2 separate regions of the Mus musculus genome follow, and region 1 is linked to region 2. Evidence: chromatin loops called from intact Hi-C (ENCODE). Cell type or tissue: gastrocnemius. All regions are shown on one strand. Each heading gives the region's core, and the rest is flanking DNA. Links, peaks and the distances in the headings are about the cores only.

Region 1 (4,352 bases), core at 265-4,264, 84 kb after region 2:
ATAGAAAAGTATAGGCTGAATATTGATCAACTAAGTCTCATTATAAAATGTGAAAGAAAAATTAACCAATAAATTCAAGGAAGATAACAAAGACAATAAAAATTAAGGCCAAAGTAAAAGAAGGAAGCTGGGCCTAGCACTATAGGCCTGTAATTCCATCTACTTATAAGGCTGAGGCAGGAGGATCACAAGTTCAAGGCCTATCTAGGTACAAGATGATTTCAAGGCAAGCCTGGTTAATTTAGCACTACTCAAACAACCCACAGGGACTAGCAGTCAGCAAGGCCCCTGTGCGCCCCCAAGTCATCTGTGAGGTCCTCAAGCAGCTCTCCCTGCACTGAATATCCATGGGAACTGGCTGGCAGTCAGCAAGGGCGCTGACCACACTGCCCTCCACTGACCTCAAAGGTCCTGCTAGAAAAAGAGAAGCCAGCACTCTACCTGCACACAGGAAACGACTGTGCGCCATACCTGAGAACTCACAATTCCCTTGAGGACAGCCTGCTCTTCCCATAGGGTTCCCACAGCTGAACAGGCCCAGGCACGTTCCTGTCCACATGTGCCATATGGAGAATGTGGCCCCACAGTCACAAGCTGTCATCATAATTATCACCTTCTACATGAACCCCCAGTCCCTCCTCCCTGGAGACAGGACTCACCTGACTGGTGTCCAGACCCAACCATATCCTTGGAAGCAGAACCCTAGCGTTCCATTGGTAGCTGGGGAGACGGTGTCACAATGGGGTGGAGAAGGTGACCTGGGAATGCTGAGAGGACCATATTCTACTCCAGGCACACAAGTGGCCAGTCTTGGGACCAGAATTAGTTAAGGCAAGTATGTAAACGGCTATGTGAGGTACCCTTGTGCCTTAAAAAAAAAACTGTCTTCTATACTGAAAGCACTCCTTGTCTTAGTCAGGGTTTCTATTTCTGCACAAAACATCATGATCAAGAAGCAAGTAGGGGAGGAAAGGGTTTATTCAGCTTACACTTCCACATCGCTGTGCATCACCAAAGGAAGTCAGAACAGGGACTCACATAGGGCAGGAACCTGGAGGCAGGAGCTGATGCAGAAGCCATGGGGGGTGGGGGGGCACGGAATGCTGCTTACTGGCTTGCTTCCCCTGGCTTGCTCAGTTTGCTTTCTTATAGAACTCAGGTCTACCAGCCCAGGGATGGCACCACCCACAATGGGTCCTCCGGGCTTGATCACTAATTGAGAAAATGCCTTACAGCTGGATCTCATGGAGACATTTCCTCAAGGGAGGCTCCTTTCTCTGTGATAACGCCAGCTTGTGTCAGGTTGACACACAAAACCAGCCAGTTACACCCCGCAAATGAAAGCCCACTCTTTGTCGGCTGTCCTTCAAGCCTTCCTGACCCTGCACCTAGGATCTGCACTATACCTCTCTTCTGCCTCAAGGACATGTCACCATTGCTAGAACTGCCTTTGTCTGGCCCACCTCCCTAGAAGCCACAGCCTGCCTCTGATGGTAGAAACAGGACTCTGGTCTTTTTGCTTAGAGTAGGGGTAAGGAATCAGCTGAGGACAAGGAGCCAGGCTGAACTAGTTGTGGAGAAGCAGGAGACATGAGGGACCCTAACTTTAGCCCAAAGTCATGGCTCACAGATACCTGGCAAGAAGCAGGAATGAGAGCAAAAAAGGTTGGGGTCTAGACTTGCCCAGCTTCTCCATCAGCACAGAAAATACTGCTCAGGACACTGGCAAAACTGGCTAAGAAAAATTAGGAGGCAGACATAGGAGACAACTCAGCAGGCCAAGGGCTCGGCACATAAGCAGAGAGGACCCATGTAAAAAGCGGGAGGGGGAAGGGGGAGGGGGAGGGGGAAGGGGGAGGGGGAGGGGGAGGGAGAGAGAGAGATATTACCACAGATTTTGACAGATGAAGGGACATGATAGCCAAGAAGCAGCACTGAGGAGCAGAGGGCCCTTCACCCAGCTGTGAAGAACTTTCACAACTGTGTGCAGAGGCAGAGGGCAGAATTCTTCCAAAAAGGGCTGAGAACATGGGGTGTCCACTGGCTTTGGTCAACAGCTCCAAGGACACAGGTTTACACCTGGGAGAGGAACTGGATGAGAGGGAACAGGCCCCCGGGAGTGTGTCAAAGTCACGATAAGGAGAATGGGAACATCTTTTTTTTTTTTTTTTTTTTTTGGTTTTTCGAGACAGGGTTTCTCTGTGTAGCCCTGGCTGTCCTGGAACTCACTTTGTAGACCAGGCTGGCCTCGAACTCAGAAATCTGCCTCCCAAGTGCTGGGATTAAAGGCGCACGCCACCACGCCCAGCATATGGGAACATCTTAGGGCTTGGACATAAAAGTCAAAAATTCAAGATATGCAGAGTATGGTGGTCTTAAGCTCAGAAGTCACCCGAGGAGAGCAGACTGCCATACCTCTTTGCTTTTCCTGCCTAGGCAGAGTTTGAGGTTATAATGTAACCTATGAAATAAATCATCCATTCTGTGCAAGTGTGTGGGGTAGTGAGAACATTGAGGATTACGTCCAGGGAGGGCCTCCGTCATGCTGGGCAAAGCCACCCACTGTAAAATGGGAAGACTGGGGCCCAGATCTGGAGGATCTCTGCCCCCCAGTGCTTGAGCTCTGACAAAGCAAAGACAACCACAGCACTGAACAGCAGGCAGGTCTCTGTGTACTGGCGAGTCTCCGTTCAACAGCGCCCTCTAGGGGACAGGTGTGGACTGGCCTACGCTAGCCACCAAGTCCCCAGGAAAATTCCCTTCTATTGGATCTACCATGAGTGGAGATCAGGCCAGGGTGGCATCTCCTCTGGGCTCCCAGAAGTCTTACCACTAAAATAACCTGATTAACAGAATGCACGGAGAACCTCCAAACAGCCCATGAACGAGTGAGTGTAGCAGAGCCAGCTCTTAGCAGCCATCAGAGGCAGAATTGCTGATGAGCCGGGGCACCCTGGGAAAGAGCAAGGGACAGCAGCTGAATGTAAGGAACCCTGCTCTCTTCCCAAGCACCAGGGAGGCTGGGCACAGTGGGTGGAGGCAGAGCTGACCAGTCTCCTCCCATCGCCAGCCTCACACAGGTGAGGCACACACTGGCCACAGGTCGGGCAGGAAGGCTCTTCAAAGGACATAGGGCATAATGTTCTTCTTTCTTGGCCTGCTGCCACAGTTGCCCTGGTGGTTGCCCTGCTCTGGAGTTGGAGCTGGTTTTGCTTGGGAACAGGCTGTTGTGGGGTTTTTTTTGTTTGTTTGTTTTTTTGTTTTTTTGTTTTTTGTTTTGTTTTATTTTTTTTTATCTTTATGAGGATGGGGTATCCCAGACAGGGAGACTGGTGAGGCCACAACCCCAGAGAGACTGTCGGAGAAGACTGAGAGCGACCCTGACTCAGCCGTGGTACTGGGGTGCAGTTTGTGTATGAGAAGTGTGGAAGAGGGAAGGGTACTGTCCCTGATACTCCCTCTGGGCTCTGCAAAAGGGAGTAGGGAGCATGAACACGGCTGATCTGATCCTGTGTGCTACAGATGCCATGTGCGCTGTCCTCTGCTCTTGATAGGCTGGCCCTCAGCAGCCACAGTCAGAAGTACGAGCTCTTCACAACAGCCACCCTCACACTGGAAGTTCTTCCCAAAGCCTCCATGTCTTGTCTTTGGGGTGCTGTTTTGTGGGACCTGCAGGGAACAAAAGACAGTCAGCAGCTACCCAACACATTGTGCGAGATGGTTCTCTTAGCATCCCCTGCTTAAAGAAGGGAAAATGTGCTCTAAAGCCAGGCGGACAGCTGTGGTGCTATGATAGCCAGTAACAGATAGAGTAAAGGTAGTGGGGAGGACTGGGCCTGGGGAGAGGCCAGCAAGTCTGTGATTACCCTGCAGGGAGCCCCTGCTCCAGGTCCTGGAGGGTGTCCTTCAGGGTCTGGCCCCGGGTCTCAGGAAGCAGAGCGCACAGTAGGCCTGCTCCAATGGGGAGGCTGCCAAAGATGACCATGGGAATCGCCTGGTGGTACTGTTCCAGCAGCATCACAAGGGGTGTGATGATGCCACCGACCCTGGAGAAGATGCTCACCAACCCCATGCCTGTTTGCCTGGGGAAAGAGCACAAGCTGAGGCTCTGCCCACTGATGGAGGCTACACTCTGTCCACAGCTGTGAGGGCACAGGTCTCAGCCACCTTTGGTCTAGACAGGGTAGAGCTTACAGGACCAGCCAGCCCCCTCTGTCTTCCCCCTGTCACTCAAGAGACTCAAACTCCCTTTCCCCTTTGGAGTGCACCTCTCCTGGGAGCACTCCTTCCTCTCCTGGGAGCACTCCTTCCTCTCCTGGGAGCACTCCTTCCTCCCCTGGGAGCAATCCTTC
Region 2 (4,352 bases), core at 201-4,200:
ACCCATGGTTTCATGTACACTGATGTGGATTCTACAAAAGAGGATGCCATCTTGGTGAGCCCTTCCCGACAGCTTGAATAGAGGCTGCCAGCTGGAGGCTGCCCACTGGCTATGTTTAATGGACTTAGACCGGGCCTTGCCTGAATCAAGATCTGGGTAGCCTTACTCTGTTGTACCCAAATGGGTTTGCATTTCCCAGTGTGGGCAGCAGCTCTCTTGACTGTGTAACCGAGAGGGAGAGGACCGAGCTTGGCTCTTACTGAGCACACTTGTGGGACTGCCAGTCCCTTCCCGTGACCTCAGAGTTCAGTCTGGTGGGTTGGACCAGAGGGTTTTGATAGTTGTGTAGCTAGCTGTGCTTGGCTGAAAGCCCTGATGTGGAGAGGCACAGGGTAGAGACAAAATGTAGGATCTTGTCAGATTTCCATGCATTTTTGAATGCCCATTCGCAGGCGCGAGCCATCTATAAACAGCGTCTGGATGAAGCCGCCATGTTGGAGAGACATATCATGCAGGCCCGTGCACGGGATATTGCAGAAACAGAACACACCACCAAACAGAGCAGACTACAGGTTGTGGAGACCCCTGTCAAACTGCCCCCAGGTAGGTGTGAAGTGTGTCTGTCTGTCTGTCTGTCTGTCTACCAGCCTACCTCCACCTCTGCAGCTGTTGGTATTGTACTATATTCACGCCACTGTTCTGTTCTGAACATCGGCAGAGAAAATTGCAGACCTGACAGCCCAACCAGTACAAAGCACTTCAGTGTGCATGGTCCCACACGGCCAGCATGTGACTCTCTAAGCCATGGTGCAACATCGGTCCCTGACCCAGAGATCTCATTTAGGTTCCAGCAGCCAAACCATAGCTTCCTCTCCTCTGACCTTTCCTGTCAAACTTGCCAGGTAGGCTGGGCTGGCCGGCCAGTGAGCCCCAGGAATTTGCCTGTCTCCATCTTGCAAGTGCTTTTTCAAAGAATTATTTATTTATTTTAGGTATATGAATACACTGTAGCTGTCTTCAGACACACCAGAAGAGGGTATCAGATCCCATTACAGATGGTTGTGAGCCCACCGTGTGGTTGCTGGGAATTGGACTCAGGACCTCTGGAAGAGCAGTCAGTGCTCTTAACCGCTGAGCCATCTCTCCAGCCCTCTTTCTTTTATATTCAAACGTGGTAGAGGGGAAAAAAAAACCCCAGATCATCTTTACAGACATCCATCTGGTCCCTGCAACTCAGGGCAGGCCAGGCAACCCCAGGGCACATTTCCCATGTACAGAACCAATGATGGAGACAGCCAGCTGCCTTTTTTTATCCCAGGCACAGAGCGCCTCTCCCTGTCACAAGGTGAGGAACCTTTCACTGCTCCATATGGGTGGACGGCTTGTGTGCTCATTCTTGCTCTTGCTGGCCACTGCTCTACACTGGCTTCTGCGGATTGGAACAAGCAAGCAGCTCCTCGCAGAGCTGTGCTCGGTAGCCATAGGGTCAGTGAGGCCTTCCATCCCAGAAGGAGGAAGACCATCATGAGGGCAAGGCTTTTACAGGTCCAGGTCGGGTATGGAAAGAGACTCTTCCAAGATGTGCTAGAGAAACTGACTTGGTGAGGGCTAGAGAGAAGGCTCAGTGGAAGAGCATGGCCCACTTTTGCAGAGGACCTGAGTTCAATTCCAAGCTCATAACCACGGATAACTCTACCTCTGGCCTTTGTCAGCATTGCTCTCCCTACCTACCCCATCAAGGCATGCACTCACATGCATACACATACACACATATGTGAACACACATGCACATGTGCATACATGTACGCACATGCACATACATGTATACAAACAAACACACAGCTGCATACACATACATACACATATACACACACATGTATACACACTCTCTTAAAAATCTTTTTTAAAGCTGCCTTGAAGATGTGCAATGATATGTGTGTAAAATATTATATAGGAGTCCATTAGTTTCTACGCCAGCTTGAAAAACAAAGGCCAAAACCCACCATGACCCCCGCACCCTGGGAGGACGGAGAAGAAAGTTTGAAAGGAGGACTGTCCTTCCTTCCTCCTGACATGTGGTCATCATTAAACCTCCTGAAACTAGGCTGGATGGTATCCATTCCACCCAAGTCTTCCTTACCAAAGGAGGGGTCGGGGCCATCACTTCCAAAATCGCACCTTCTGTAGTTCCAGGATCCATCAGGAAAGGACCCCAGGGAGTTCCGGAAGAAGAGACCATGAGGCCCAAGAAGTAACTTGTGGGTTATTTACTGGCTATCAGGATTTTTGTCCACTGATTGACCGATTGAATTTTAGTTATCTATACATGTGTATCTAGATGGGTCTATGCACATGAATGTAGTTACCCACAGAGGCCAGAAGAGGGTGGCAGAGCCCCAGCAGCTGGAGTCCTAGGCAGTTTGTGAGTCACCAGACATGTGCAGGAACAGCAAGCTCCCTTAGCCCTGCCATCTCTCCAGCCAGGCTATTTTGGAGCTGCCTTCAGATGACGTACTGCTTTCAGGGATGCCAACTGCTATTGTTCATGGAGGTTCCCTGGCCTTTCCCTCTTCAGCCCTTGGATACTTTGTACTCAACGCCCTCCTGTTTGCCATGCCCAGAGCAGTTTCTGCTTCAAGCTCTGATTGTTAACTGTAGGCCAAATCTCCTGATCCTTGTCAGCACCCATGAGGGCAGATAATATTGCTCACTTTGTCACCTTTATCGCCGGATGCTGGGAATCGACCCCAGGGCTTTATGCATGCCAGGCAGCTACTCTACCAACTGGGCTGCATCCTGGTCCCTAGAGGAACTTCTAACACAGCACAAGAAGACTCCCCCCATACATAGCATTATAGATTTGTGTAAACACAGACTGTAACACGACGGGTGCATTCTCTCTTAAAACGTGGGCTTTGCGTGGTGGTGGCATGTCAGCGGAGGCTCACTGTTGGCAACAAGCGTGCTGTTCTTGGGAAGACGACAGTAACAGATAAAGCTACACACGCACAGGGGCAGAGGGACATGGAAACTCAGGCCTTCTCAGTTTGTGTGCAAGTTTTTAACTACTCCAGAGTCCAAAGCTAGCAGATGGCTCAGTGTGTAATGCCTGGCAGACAGAGTTCAAACCTCAGGACCCGCTGATAGGAGGCCAACTGACTCCTGCAAGTTGTCCTCTGACCTCCACACATGCACCGTGGCACCTACAGGCCCCCCACAGACACGCACTAAAAAAACAAACACATGTAATTAAAATGCAGCGAAAGTCTGTTTTAACAAAACCATCCTCCTCACATCTGCCAGAATAAGATCACACCTCCATTATGTCACTTGCCAAAGGTACCCATTTCTAGTTGGTGTTTCTAGACAATAGTGTTATAAACCGTATATAGTATATATTAATTATATTGTATGTTATACAACATGATATGATATATTATAAAATATATCATGTGTTGCATGTTACATATTATATATTACATATTATATATTATAATGTGTGTGTGTTTACTATCTTTTTTTGGGGTCATCAATTGCAAACATCAACTTCCACTCAACAGTATAAGTGGCTTTCTCTGGTGTGTCATTAGGTCGATGTGAGTTGGGTGAAGCTATGGTTATTGCTTGCTATAGATCAGGCTCAGCTATTCTCCATGTGGCTTTTATGCTGGTGTCTGAGATGAAGAGACAAGGAAGTTCTTCTCTGCTGATGTCCAGAGTTCACCATACCAGCACATCTCAAACCCTTGCCACCATGATTTGGCCAAAGTGAAAGGCAAAGAGTGACACTGTATTGCTGCAAGAGTCATAGGGACTGCCTAGCAACTCAGAACGCTTGCCTGGCCTGAGACAAAACACAGGCTGCCTTCCTAACAGTGAACAACCTGAGACACCCCCACACACCTGCATCAAGCTACATGTACACCCCACTCCAAACAATGCAATGAATACCACCACCCCACCCCCAACAATAATTCCCTGTTGCCATATATGTCTTGGAACATGTCCAAAAACTAGAGGGAGCCTGAGCCAATTTCAAGGTCCATGTATGGTTAAGGGAAACTGTCCTCTAAGTGAAATTTTACAGAAAATTTCCTATGGATCATCTTATTCATAAGCATAATTAGGCACACAGATGTTTAAAATCAGATGCATCATGGGAAAGGACATGGACAAGAAAGGAAGGCTTGTATAATCCACATCTATCAACGGAAACCGAGACCCACTCACAGGTCACCCCCTGGCCACCAACTCCTCCTCCTGGACTCCACAAAAGAAGCCCTAAACAATAGGCAAGGCCCTTGGGTGCTCTAAATCAGGGAGCCCTTACAGTGTGGGGCGCCCCGTCCCTG

What was found. Peaks named below come from ENCODE experiments on the same cell type or tissue, not always from the same donor. Only the 100,000 strongest peaks of a DNase experiment are listed, where the experiment ranks them.
Region 1: it touches region 2 in a loop (2.2-fold over the local background); 3 of 42 quality-filtered maps call a loop at or near these places.

Annotation. Positions count from the first base shown.
Region 1 is chr9:119,189,706-119,194,057 of GRCm38, forward strand. Slc22a14 (solute carrier family 22 (organic cation transporter), member 14) reads right to left here and starts at 690. Exons shown (of 12, transcript NM_001037749.3): 1 at 660-690. It overlaps Slc22a13 (solute carrier family 22 (organic cation transporter), member 13), which reads right to left. Exons shown (of 10, transcript NM_133980.3): 9 at 3,867-4,082; 10 at 3,269-3,669. The coding sequence ends at 3,576. In gastrocnemius, for the core only: a CTCF peak has its summit at 2,702 (motif pointing left); a DNase peak (open chromatin) is centred at 2,695.
Region 2 is chr9:119,105,350-119,109,701 of GRCm38, forward strand. Dlec1 (deleted in lung and esophageal cancer 1) reads left to right here. Exons shown (of 37, transcript NM_177117.5): 2 at 453-603. Among named protein-coding and RNA genes, the nearest start is that of Dlec1, 5.0 kb to the left of the region's middle. In gastrocnemius, for the core only: a CTCF peak has its summit at 2,380 (motif pointing right); a DNase peak (open chromatin) is centred at 2,421.